Regions from separate parts of the Homo sapiens genome. Here region 1 is linked to region 2. The links are chromatin loops, found by intact Hi-C in ENCODE. Cell type or tissue: sigmoid colon. All regions are shown on one strand. Links, peaks and the distances in the headings refer to the core of each region. The heading gives the core; the rest is flanking DNA.

The links. Hi-C counts contacts between places; a loop is a spot of excess contacts. Peaks named below come from ENCODE experiments on the same cell type or tissue, not always from the same donor. Only the 100,000 strongest peaks of a DNase experiment are listed, where the experiment ranks them.
Region 1: a loop joins it to region 2, with 4 times the contacts of the local background. A loop is called at or near these places in 1 of 110 quality-filtered maps.

Annotation. Positions count from the first base shown.
Region 1 is chr14:101,984,575-101,989,574 of GRCh38, reverse strand. It overlaps DYNC1H1 (dynein cytoplasmic 1 heavy chain 1), which reads right to left. Exons shown (of 78, transcript NM_001376.5): 8 at 2,812-3,888; 9 at 1,943-2,122; 10 at 723-872. Among named protein-coding and RNA genes, the nearest start is that of DYNC1H1, 23 kb to the right of the region's middle. In sigmoid colon, for the core only: no CTCF peak of the experiment used is centred there; no DNase peak of the experiment used is centred there.
Region 2 is chr14:102,211,188-102,219,379 of GRCh38, reverse strand. It overlaps a transcript of WDR20 not described here and a transcript of MOK not described here. Among named protein-coding and RNA genes, the nearest start is that of WDR20, 75 kb to the right of the region's middle. In sigmoid colon, for the core only: no CTCF peak of the experiment used is centred there; a DNase peak (open chromatin) is centred at 4,123.

The DNA.
Region 1 (5,000 bases), core at 1-5,000, 230 kb after region 2:
ATATAACACAAATACTATAAACACTTACTGTAAGGTGGATTCCTTTGTAACCACCACCAATAGCAGCAGATAGGGCCTACTTACACAGTGCTAGTTGACAGAATTATTCAGTTGTTTAGAAAGCTTGCTAAGCTCCACACAAATGCGAAAGAGATGGCTCGGGAGGCACAGACTACTACTCCGTGTGGTGGCCACTGTGTTGCCACCTTCTTCCCGGGGATGTGAACTGAGACCTTTGTTAAAACAGTGGAGTACGTTTCAATGTCATGGTCTGAACACTGACTTCTGGTGGATTACATGCAGTTCTTGAAATAATTTATTGCATGAATGGTAAGAAGTTTTTTTCCAGTGTAGTTTTTTTCCTAAAATTTAATTTTTCATTTTTTAGGACTTAAAATAATTATTTTAGATTTACAGGAGAGTTTCAAAGGAAGTACAAGGAGTTTCCACATATCCTCCACCAGCTTTCTCCAATGTTAACATCTCACATGAGAGTGAGGGATTTTGGAGAAAGAGCGCAGAGGTGACCTGCCCTTCCCATCGCATCACATCAGAGGGCACATGACACCTGCACATCGCCACTGGTGAGGCTGACCTTCATCACCTGGTTAAGGTGGCATCTGCCAGGTGTCCACACTAAGTGACCTTTCCATAGGTGTTTTTTAACGAGAGAGTTTTGTTATTTCACTTATTAGTAAATAGAATGCCACAGAAGCACTCACTTTGATCTTTGGCTCTCCACCAGGCTTGTGACTAACTTGTGGAGCATCTGTGTCCATGTCAACTTCTGCTTTATCTTCAGCTTGTCCAAGAAGAACCTGCGTCCAAGCTCTCAGGCCAGCTTGCAGACGGACGCCCAATATTCTTTCAATCTACAGACAACGTTATATCAGAGAACAGTGTTTCTTCTAAAAGTTAGCTCACAAAGCAAGTCAATCAGAAAGTGGTAGGTGTTTCAGATAAAAGATACACAGTTCCGGACTAGAAGCCTTCATATCTCTCTTCTCAGAATCTCACTTTCTCACTTTCTCCCAGCCACAGATCACTTGTTAGGCTGTCTTCTCCATCTTTGGATACTGAATCACCAATCCTTCACAACCTGTAACCTCTGCTATAAAATATCCTCCTCCCCAACACTCTCCACTGGTGTGCTCTCTGAAGTCCACCAGTGGGAAAAGGCGTGGATTGGTAAGTGTGCTTTATGCACACATACCACACCTTCTACCCATCCCCACTTGTCTACGGGGATACGGGTGGGGGCAGAATGTGGCTGTTTCTAAATTGGGTGTTGGGGAGTGGCAGGGTCATCAGAGGAGGACACCTGGAGGGCTAGAAAAGGTAACACGAATCATAAGGAAAGCAAGGAAGGACAAATAGGAAGTTATCAAATATCCAGCAAATAAAGGCAACACTTTCTCCTCCCTCTTATCTCCCTGCTTCCAACTTAAACTTGATGTGAGTACTGACATGTAGTATCATAATTTGGTTCTTTTTGTGTGTGTGTGTGTGACAGGGTCTCACTCTGCTAGAGTGCAGTGGTGCGATGTTGGCTCATTGCAACCTCCGCCTCCTGGGCTCAAGTGATCCTCCCGCCTCAGTTTCCTGAGTAGCTGGGACTACAGGTGCTCATCAGCACACCTGGCTAGTTTTTGTATTTATAGTAGAGACAGGGTCTTGCCATGTTGCCCAGGCTGGTCTCAAACTTCTGGGCTCAAGCGATCTGCCTGCCTCGGCCTCTCAAAATGCTGGGATTACAGGCATGATGAGCCACTGTGCCTGGCCACAATTCAGTTCTATCACTAGTTAAATGAGATTTTGGAGGGGAATTGAACTATCACAGATAATTTCCAAGGAAAAATGCTTTTTAGTGACAAACTAATAAGCTTACTGGAGGGTCAGCAGAAGAAAAAGGAGGAAAATGCTAGCAAATTCTATCCCTTACCTCCATGTCAAGCTTGTTGACCCAGATGGGCAAATTGGAATAGGAGTGCAGATTTAAGTCATCCACTGCTTTCTGGACTCTGTTCAAGATTTCCGAGAATGTCTTATGGTCATACATACAAGTTTCCAAGGAACGGACTTCTAGGTCTATTTTTTCTTCAATGATCAGCAGATCATCCACCTGAAGGAAGAAATATTTAATATTTAAAACACCCACTCACACTCTGTTCCTTTATTCTCACATAACATTCTTCTCAAATATTATACATTGACAAATGCTCCAGGCACAGTTCTTCCATAAGTAGCTAATCCTAGCTGCTGGGGTGAGAACACTAATCCCCACTCGCATGTCCTTGCAGAGGAAAGGAAAATGCATGGAGCCTCCCCAGCTTCTCTTCCCTTACTCCCACTCAATGGGAGAGGTGGCCTCTGATGGGTAAATCTGGGAGAAGGAAGTAAACGTGCTCTGTTAAGCTCCTCCTGTGCCTGGGGAGCCAGCCTCGCTGTCGTATGCATCTGGTCCGCTGGCAGCCGCAGGCTCTGGGTAAGGCCTTCGTGGCTGAGACCTAGAGCCTGCTCTGCTTTCAGCTGTAGCAGCAATAAAACTGCATTCTGCTCTCTGTTGGACTCCTGTGTCCTTTAGCTCTCCACCTGTTTCTAAACTCAGGTTGTTACTTAATGGCCTCCCTAAAACCCAGCACCATTAAATAGCCCGGTGAGTACAAAGGGTCCTCCTCCCTTGCAGCTCACATGGCCGTATGCTGCATCAACCATGCATGCCTTCTTCGGGAGAACTAGTGTTTTAACTGAGCTCGCTATTACTGTGCTTCATTCGTTACCAGGACACCTGAGGATTACATGAGAGCATACCTTTTCTTGGAAGTTGAAGACAGTCTCTGCTAAGCGCTGTACATATGGGTCAAGTTTGTAGGACTCCCACACCAACGCAATGCCTTCTGCGATCAGGGCCTGCACTTCCTTTTTCAAGCCAGCCACCAAAAGGGAAATGGTGTTCCGCTCCTCCACCTTCTCGCAGGTCCGTTCATAGGTACGAACGCTCTCGATCAGTGAGATGGCAAACGGGTAAAGCTGGTTTGCTTGATGGGCTTTGTTCACAATCGCCAGTGGGACGCGGAAACCAAGCCATTTGAGGTTCCGGACTTCTTTGGATAGTGTGATAATCTCAGGAAGAAAGTTAACTTTCAGCTTAAGCACATTTCCAGTTCGGCCCCGAACCCGAGTACTTTCGATGGTGAAAATGCGCCCCGAGACACCGAGGTTGCGCTGCTGCACCTTCCTTGCCCAGTCATCAAAGATCTCCTGCGTGTTGAGCTTCATGCGGAAGCTGTCTCCATCCTGCTTCAGCTTCTGCCCCTCCACGTGATTCTCCCAGCCCTTGCCAAGGACATCTTCCACCCGCTTCATGTAGGCCGTCAGCTGCCTGTCGATCTGTTTAGCCCAGATGATAGACCCTGACACAGGGGGCAAGTCACGAACGTGACTCATCTTACAAGCCTGACTCTGTGGGTACTGGACCTTGAACTTGTCGTGAAGAGACTCAATGTCATCTTTCACGCGCTGGATCAGCTGGGTCTGGTATTCGCGAATGGCCCCACGGATGTGAGGCCTGACAAACAGTGCATTAAACCTGGAGAAAATCCTAAACATCTCGTTGGCATTCTTGGCTGTGCCAAGCTGATCCCGAAGGCGAGCGGTGATCCGGGTCTCCACTCTGTCGATCCTCTCATCGTACCTCTTCATAGCAGCCTCCCAGGCTTCCGTGCCCTCTTTGGAAACATCCAGTCCATCCACTTCCTTGACGTTCTCATAAGCAAGGTTTACTTCCTCAATGGCATTTGCATCTGCAGCATCAAAGAGAACCTCAGCCACTTTCATATCTTGGGGTTCAGGGACCTCTCCTTGATTCTGTTGTGCAACTGCCGTGACCTAAAGGAGAAAGATATGTAATCAAGAAATGCTGACCAAACGAAGGCTTTAAAATTTATTTTAAGCCGGGTGCAGTGGCTCACACCTGTAATCCCAGCACTTTGGGAGGCCAAGGCAGGCGGATCATGAGGTCAGGAGTTCGAGACCAGCCTGGCCAACATGGTGAAACCCAGTCTCTACTAAAAATACAAACAATTTGCCAGGCATGGTGGTGCATGCCTGTATTCCCAGCTACTTGGGAAGTTGAGACAGGAGAATCGCTTGAACCCGGGAGGCAGAGGTTGCAGTGAGCCAAGATCACGCCACTGCACTCCAGCCTGGGCGACACAGCAAGACTCCATCTCAAAAAACAAAAAAGAAGAATGAAAGATAAATTCAGAAGAGAAAAAAATATATATAAAGAAATTAGTCATTTAATTGTTTTATAAATCTCAGGCATATGTAATTACTATCCATGTTTTACAGAGAAGGACTCTCTGAAAAAGAGACTAAATAAAGCATTCCAGTCACAGAGCTAGTAAACGATGGAATTAGGATTTAAAACCCAGGAAGTCTGGCTCTAGGGTCCTTCCAAGATGGAGGAAGGGATAAATGGATGGAAAACACTAAAGATTTGGATGGGCTGGGCATGGTAATCCCAGCACTTCGGGAGGCCGGGGCGGGTGGATCACTTGCGGTCAGGAGCTCGAGACCAGCCTGGCCAACATGGTGAAACCCTATTTCTTTTCCTTTTTTTTTTTTTTTTTTTTTTTTTGAGACGGAGCCTCCCTCTGTTGCCCAGGCTGGAATGCAGTGGCGCGATCTCGGCTCACTGCAAGCTCCGTCTCCTGGGTTCACGCCATTCTCCTGCCTCAGCCTCCCGAGTAGCTGGGACTACAGGCACCTGCCACCACGCCCAGCTAATTTTTTTGTATTTTCAGTAGAGATGGGGTTTCACCGTGTTAGCCAGGATAGTCTCAATCTTCTGACCTCGTGATCCGCCTGCCTCGGCATCCCAAAGTGCTGGGATTACAGGCGTGAGCCACCGCGCCCGGCCGGTGAATCCCTATTTCTACTAAAAATACAAAAATTAGCTGGGTGTGGTGGCTGGCGCCTGTAATTCCGGCTACTCG
Region 2 (8,192 bases), core at 1,561-6,560:
GGGGCCTCGGCGCCCTGCATGCCGCTGAGGACTTGTGCGAGTCACTGGACCCTTCATCTTGGCACCTGTCACTTGCTGGAGATGGACTCACTTTGCCGTGGTGAACACTGGAGGCAACAGGAGGAAAAAGCGCCATTCAAAAGAGAATCAAATGAAAAAAGTCACCTTGTTTCTATCTGCCTGTGATTCAGTCTAAAGATTATCAGGTGGTAGAAGAGGAAGACGAGAAACAGACACCTAGGCCCCCATGGAAGGATCCCGGCTGCAGCTTCCCTCGAGAGCACAGCGTGGGGGATCCACTGCCCAAATGGTCATCCGTGTCAAACTCCCGGTGACAGGGACCCTGCTGCCCCAATCCGCCTGCTCTTCAGGGAGGGAGTGGGGTTTTACCCTGTCCTTCTGCTTCCTTTTCATGGGAGAAAAGGGGCAAGGCCCGGCCCGGCCGACGGAGGACCTGGCAAGGGGAGCCCGCCCACGCTTCACCTGTGCTCAGCAGCGTGCGGGAGCTGCTGGGCTGTGCACCAGAAGCAGGACAGCTGGCAATTCCAGGCTTTACCAGTTGCCATCAGGCAAAGGAGCTCCCCAGGCAGAATCTGCACGGCGTCCCATCAGCCCCCACACCGTGAGAGGAACGGGGCAAGCCTTGGCTCTAATATTAGTCAGCTGCTTGGCTCCCCGCAGAGTCACTGTTTTATTCCCGCTAGAGACTTCAGTTCAAAATTAAGTGATAAAAAAATACTCCAGCTCTTGGTTTGGGTTTGATTCTAATTTATAATACTAAGTTAAGAGAATTACACCTTGTTGCACCAGAATATATATGAAAAATATTTTGGTTCAAAACAATTTACAATAAAGCAGCAAGGCCATGTTCCTGCCCCTGCAGGTGCTGCTCGGACTGGAGATTCTGACAGCCAGATAGGACTGTGAGGGCCACAGGCCACGTCAGAGAAAGGACATGTCCTGAAGCTCTGTCAGGCCTGGACGGTCTCCTAGCTCTGGGTTCTGGGAGGGCTTCCCCTTCTGACCCCCACGACCCCTGGCCTGTGAGTGTCAGAGAAGACAGAACCTCAAGGAGACAGCTGTGGGATGTGGATGAGAGTGTGGGCTGGGCGCCAGCTCATCCCTCATCCACCTGGGACTGTTCAATACCCTCTCTGGTCATTCAACCCCCAAGGTCACCCTTTCCAACCCAAACAAAAGTAAGACGCACACAGGCCCTGGGACCCGTTTCATGGCAGGCACGCGGGCGGGCAGACTAGCGCTTCTCTCCTGAGATCGTGGACAAAGTACCACAAGACAGAATCTGGTTCTACACAGCCACAACATCCGGGAGCTTGGTGCCAGCTGGCCGGCGTGCTGTGGAGGTCACCTCCACTGGCGTCCCCCAGAGGGAGAAGGCCAGCCTTGGCCCTGCACGTAGCCCCTGAGGCTCCAATGCTGGCCTCTGTGGCAGGTGCTCCTGGCAGAATCTCACCCTGGGGAGAACACGAGTTAAATGTTATTTGCAAAGCGACACCTTTTTAGAGACGGTGCGGAAACGATGAGAACTATGACCAGGCTAGCCTGCTCTCAGAACCAAGACTTCCAGCTCTGAACACACTCCTTAACTGCTCACGTGCAAGACTCCCACCATTCTCACTACACAGACCACAACAGAAAGGAACCAAAGCAAACCTGGAGAAAGCAGCCATGGTTTATTCACGGCACCCGAAGCCAGTCTCTACATCACACAAGCGGCACGTGAGCCACAGAGCCGGGAACCCTGGGCCCAGCCCAGGGACGTCGGGACCCATCTCTGCCCCAGACTTGCCGTGCAGTTTGGCTTGGGACCTCAGTTATAGCTGGGCAGTGGACCACGTACCTCTGCCAGCTTTAACCTGTCCACTGACAGGTGACAGTGAGGGGCCACACTTGCCCAGATGCCACTCAACCTGGCATCTAATGAGAAAAGCCACCCAGAGAAAAGGATTGTACTCTTCAGACTTCCGGGGAAAGACCACGCAGATGAAGGGCACGACCATCTAAGGGCTCCGCTGCGATCTGAAGGTGGAAGAAAAGCATCAGAGAGAACGTGTGCAAGTCAGTGGGCCTTCATCGTGATCCCGTTCACTGATGGAGACCAGCACCGGCCCGGGCTGTCACTGGAGGCCCTCCCGCTCCTGGGACCCACTTGGCCCTGCAATCCTCTCTACTGTGTGGGGCAGGAAGAAGGGACCCCACTTAGTCTCCATAAAGCCTTTCTAGCTTGAGTAACTTCAAAGAGGATTTTGCTTATGCTGCCCCCCACCTAAAAGGGGAGGCTGGTTTTGGAGGCCACTGACCCTGGAAGGGGTGGTAGGGAGCTGAGAGCCTCTAGATGGTCCATTCGTCTCCAGAGACCCCTGGGTTCAGAATCCATTAATTCTGACAGGCAGCCACACATGGAGAAATGGCTATTTTTTTTCTTTAAGACAGAGTCTCGCTCTGTCGCCCAGGCTGGAGTGCAGTGGCGCCATCTCGACTCATTGCAACCTCCACCTCCTGGGTTCAAGTGATTTTCATGGTGCCTCAGCCTTCCGAGTAGCTGGGACTACAGGCGCCCGCCACCACGCCCGGCTAATTTTTGTATTTTTAGTACAGATGGGGGTTTGCCATGATGGCTGGGCTGGTCTCAAACTCCTGGGCTCAGGTGATCCACCCGCCTCGGCCTCCCAAAGTGCTGGGATTACAGGCATGAGCCACCATGCCCAGCTGAGAACTAGCTATTTTTATTTTTTTGAAGGTACAAACTAGCTATTTTTAAAAGACCAAAATGTCATGGTTTTCTTAAAAAAACAAAACTTGCTGTCAACTTAATAGTCTTTAGGGCTTAAAATCTACTCAGTGCTAGCCTGGGCAACATGGCAAGACCCTGTACCTACAGAAATAAAAATACACAAAAATTAGCTGAGTTTGGTGGTGTGTGCCTATGGTCCCAGTTACTCAAGAGGCCTAGATGGGAGGATCACTGAGCCCAGGAGGTCAAGGCTTCAGTGAGCCATGTTCGGGCAACAGAGCGAGACCCTGTCTCAAAAAACACAAACCAAAACGCCCTGTTCAGTGCTAAGAACAGAGCCCTGTGCACTCTTGTGGCAGTCGTAGGCCCCAGGAGGCCGCTTTTGAGAGCTGTAGGTCTGAATGTTCCCTCCGCTTTGACAGCCCAGACTCAAGACAAAAAGTGCAGATAGTTCAGCACTGGAGGCTCTGCTGACCCCGCACTCCAGAGACAGCACCGTGGGAAGCTTCTGGGAGTTCCCCACCCGATGAACGTGCTGGAGGCAGAGCACAGGGCTCAGCCGGCTGCCAACATGCAGAGGCGGCTGAGTGGGACCTGGATGTCTCATGACACAGCAGGGAAGTGACAATTAAATGGGAGCACAAGGGCCTGAGGAAGGGCTGTGTCTGAGGCCAGCTCGCCCTCACTCATCACACCTCAGGCAGGGGGGTAGGCCTGCGGGTGCCAGGGCGCTGCTCAGATCAGCTACGTCGTCTGTCAAGAGTGAGGGATGGTATTTCATAGTAAGACAATGTAAATCATGAGTTCTTCTCATCCCAAATGGAACGTCCCCCACTGCCCTGTGTAGGAAGCGCTCTGCACCGACGACGGGCCTGGTGTCTACAGCAGGACAACCTCACGCCAGCACAAAGCCTTAAGCAAACACTATTCAAGATGAGGAGTAGGCAGACAATGAACTCTAGCCAGGAAAAGAGCTCCTACTGAAAGCAGCCTACCTGGGGGCAAGGGGAGGGAGAGCATAAGGAAAAATACCTAATGCATGCGGGGCTTAAAACATAGATGACGGGTTGATGGGCGCAACAAACCACCGTGGCACATGCATCCCTATGTAACAAACCTGCACGTTCAGCACATATATCCCAGAACTTACAGCAAAATAAAAAAAAGCAAGCAGCCTACCAGCCGCTACCTTCTCCACTCTCCCAGCTGCTGGCTGGGTGGCTGGACAGAATGTCGGATGTCCAGCATCCGGGATAGTGAGTCCATGTAACAAAAGCCAGCTCGTGGCCCAGGACGACTTCAGAATGTCTGCATTCTCATTAAACAGAAGCCTCTACACAGCTCAGCCGAAACGCCAATCAACAGTCCTTCTCCCGGACTGGAGTTGGCACAGAGGAGGACCACATAAAACAGTATCTGAGACGCAGAACATTTCATCGAGTACGCTGCCAACTATGAGAAACAGTCAGCTTTAGTAAGAGGGAGCAATTCCGGTGGCTGGCTGTTCTATAAACATTAACAAGGTCCTTAATTTTACAGCATTTAAAAACTTTTCTGGTTTTGGTTCACTGGGATTTTTAAAGCTTAGATGTGAAAATGACTACTGAAAATTATCTACATTTACAGTTCACTCACACACGTTTATTTAATGTCAGTATACAGAGGACAGCCCCACAGTACTTCAGAATATCAAGTATGTAGTAAGTCTTGTTAGCTGTGACAGTGACAAGGCAACAGCTAAAAAAAAAAACAAAGCAGTGAAACAAACATGATTTCCTTAAAATTATAAAACAATACTGATACTAAAGTTTCATTAATTATTGCAACAGTAAAGAATTTAATTTACCAATATTTCATGTTAGGAAGGCTCTTTATGAAATTTATTCAAGTTGTCAAGAAATTGGATGAAAATATAAAAAAGGAAATACATGTGAATTTTACTTTTGATTTTCACTCAAAATATCCATACAATTTTATACAGTGTCGCCTAACATAACAATCTCTAATAAACTCAAGTATACAGAAATGATAAAAATGCAGGAAATTTTTTACACTTTCAAATGAAAGGATAGCAATTTATGACACGAAGTTCGTGTAACAGATGCGGAAATGAATAAAGAAATCAACATCAGTGAGACAGTCTCCCTCTACTGGAGGGGCACGTTCTTATAGTTCGTAACTAGGATCTGAGTTTCAAAGGTAACAGTTGCATACGAGTGCTTTTACATATAAAGCCACAGACTTCACTTCGGCCAGACTAATGTCTCCTCCCTTTGGGACATCACTTGGGGTCGCTGTGATGTGCACCTTGTTAACTTAAAGCAACACCCGACAGTCCCAATCAGCCCGTGGCGAAGGGTGTGCTCCAGACAAGGGGGGGCCCTGCAGGCTGCTGCCAGGGTGGTAGACTATAAACCTTCACCTTTGTCACCCAGACCAGACCGGAGGAGGCGTCTCCAGGTCACCCGACCCCTACCCACGCATGTGGAGGTTCTCACTGCTAAGGAACGAAACCTCAGCCAAGGGCACACCGACCGCCGCCATGGTGCAACCCCGCAGTCAGAGGCCAGTCCCTCCCCCATCCACCGGCACCGGAGGCAGGGCAGGGCCACCGGATCCCCCGCCATGCCCTCACCCACAAAGCTGGACGCCAGACGCTGTGTTCCATGAATCGTTCCCCAGAAAATCCACTGGTGAACTGCTTCTAGTTCTTCCGTGGGCAGTCAGACACGCATGATGTGGCGCTTGGGTTTCCGTGGATCCCTTCTCCAGCCGCCCCCAACCCCTAGGTTTTCTCCGCCTCACACTTTGAGCTCGCTCAACAAAGAAAGAAAACGTCTCCCTCCCAGGCGAGAGGTGATGAGGACCTTGTATGCAGGCAACTTCAGCACTCATTTCATACTTTACAATTTATTATTTAAAATGAACCCCAGGAAGTGGAGGAACTGGGGAGAAATGGCTGCCTGGCCACGTGCCAGCTGGGCCCTGGGGGTGAAGTCAGCCAGTGGAGAGCCCTGGGCCCCGCCCGGACGGTGTCCTTGCCCCTAAAATCCCATCCTGTCACTGCATTTCTTCCTCAGAATTCCTGAACGCCTTTGAGAAAAGAATGATTGTGATAGCTCCTTTCTGATTTTCCATGCCTCCATTTTTAAGGCATTTACCCTCAGTCCCCAGCTAAGGGTTCACAGGAAAACACTTCCAAACTGCTAGAAGGTTCAATCAGCACAAAAGAGAAATGAGATCCTTTACCATGATTTAAGCAAATTTCGACCCCAAGGCTACTGGTTATTTGTAAAGTGTCTACTCCTGCACATGCATTTGCTTTTAAAAGAAGGCAAGCTTTTCCAAAGGTTCCCTTCTCCAGGCCGCTGGGGGAATTTTTAATTCTCCTTCTGAATAAGAAAAAAGCCTCAGAGAAAGGCTCCAGGGCCACCAGTAGTGTTTAGAAGCCTGCCCCATCGCAGTCACAGCACAAATCTGGCTTCTTGAATTCTGGTGAAAAAGGCCAACCCAAGGAGGGCGAGTTGAAGCTCCCCTGGCCCTGGCCTGGCACCTTCAGAAGGTGTCTGACACCGCCCAGGGACCAGCTCGCCCCCTTGCCGGGTGGGAGCGGGATTCTCCAGCCACGCAGCGTGCACCTGACTTTCGTCTGAGCCTTTCATCTCTGTGGTTTGGTACACGCTGGAACAGTGATGCTGACTGAGTATTTAACAGCCTCTTCTTGCCAAATGCTGTGTTTTATTCCACAGATTAGGTTAGAAAAGATATTCTTGCTCATAATAACGTTTAGGCTGAAAGACTGAAAAATTTCAATGAGGAAGCTCAAAGTTTGGCGAGAAAACTACAAATATTTTCCCCAAATTTCTCCTAGGGTTAGCAGCACGCATTGCACCTTACACACCTGATATCAGGAACCACCGCGGCCACCCCTCCCCAGGCCCTCCCCAGGTCTGCGGGAGCCATTACTCAGAAGCACAGCCGAGGAGAAGGGCGCTTCCCTGCCCCTCTCTCCAGTGCCCTCTTCTCAAGCTGTTGGGCACTTTTAGTTCTGGTCTTGGAGAACACCTTGCATCCTGTCCTCCTGCCTGCAGAAGTGCTCTGCCGGCTGTCAAAGAAAGGGGCAGCAGTCAGAGGGGCAGAGTGGACACAGAGTGGTGTCGCCCTGCAGGGCCTGGGCCAGCCTGGGCTGAGCCAGGGGTCAGGACATGCAGTCAAAGGCAGCCCCTCCCCAGGCTGGCACAGTGCTCTCCACTGGGCCCTGAACCCAGCAAGAGGGGCCTTGGGGAGGGCACGTAGACACAACGAAGGGGCCCCAGACAAGGTACCAGACAGACATTAAGGACAGTACACTCCTTGGCAAAAACTGGAAGAAAAAGATTGTTATCAAGCCTCAAATCCAAAACTGACAATATCATAGTGTTTAAAACTGGAGGTGGGGGGAGAAAGACACACACAGGCCTCCATACTAGACAGCACACTTCGGAGTTGTTTTCAAAGGAAACATAACCTCCTCCTCTTGCCTCTCCCACCCCTGGTTCCTATCAGCAAATGACTCCTAAGTCACCTGTCAGTGTACCCCTGCAATCCCTCTTTCATCCCAGCCACTGCGACTGAGAATTTTAAAGAAGGGGGAGAAATCAGAGAGTCCCCAGTCGGTCACGTTGGTTACTCGGGCACACACCCCCACGGCTTCCCTGTCCAGGGCAACACCTTCAGAACTGCAAGGTCGCCAGAAATGTCACCATAAATGCTACTTACTTGGGATCGGCCACTCTCTATTTAGGCCAAATACTAAGTCCTGAATTTTGAAACTGCATACTCAATGCCTCAGAAGCATTTGAAACTGAACGTTTACAACTATGTAGGTGCAAAAGTTGCACATGGAGCGTTCATCACTAATCTCTCCACATGACCCAATTTGGCCTCCAAAGCGGAAACTGTCCACAAGGATGGCTGTCATGGCTACCTTAGATCAGTTCACCTTTAGGAACAAAGGCCCGTATTCCACAGGTAGAGAGGACACGAATACTCCTAGGAGCAGTGCTCAGGGATGTGAAAGGCACAGCCAGGAGAGATGCACCTGAAGGCTGCTGTGGTTCCCAGGTGGCAGCACGCGGCCATGCCATCACACTCAACAGAAACCACTGCGTTAAGGCCCACGATGGGCACAGGGTGGATGGCGCCACCGTGACATGTTTGCAGATGGGAAGCAGGCCTGGGAACCTGGCCCGGCTTTCCTGGGAGGGCTGCGTTAAGAGCACAGGGAGCTGCTGCTTCAGCTACCAGGGTCTTTACACTGCAGAGAAAGAAAAGCCACCAGGTCTTCACTTTGCTGAATCATATTCACTACGCAAACTGGTCTAAGTGATCGTTGTCTCTATATTTAATTACAAAGGTGTACAACCTAAATGCCCAAAATGAGTTAACAAGTAAGATA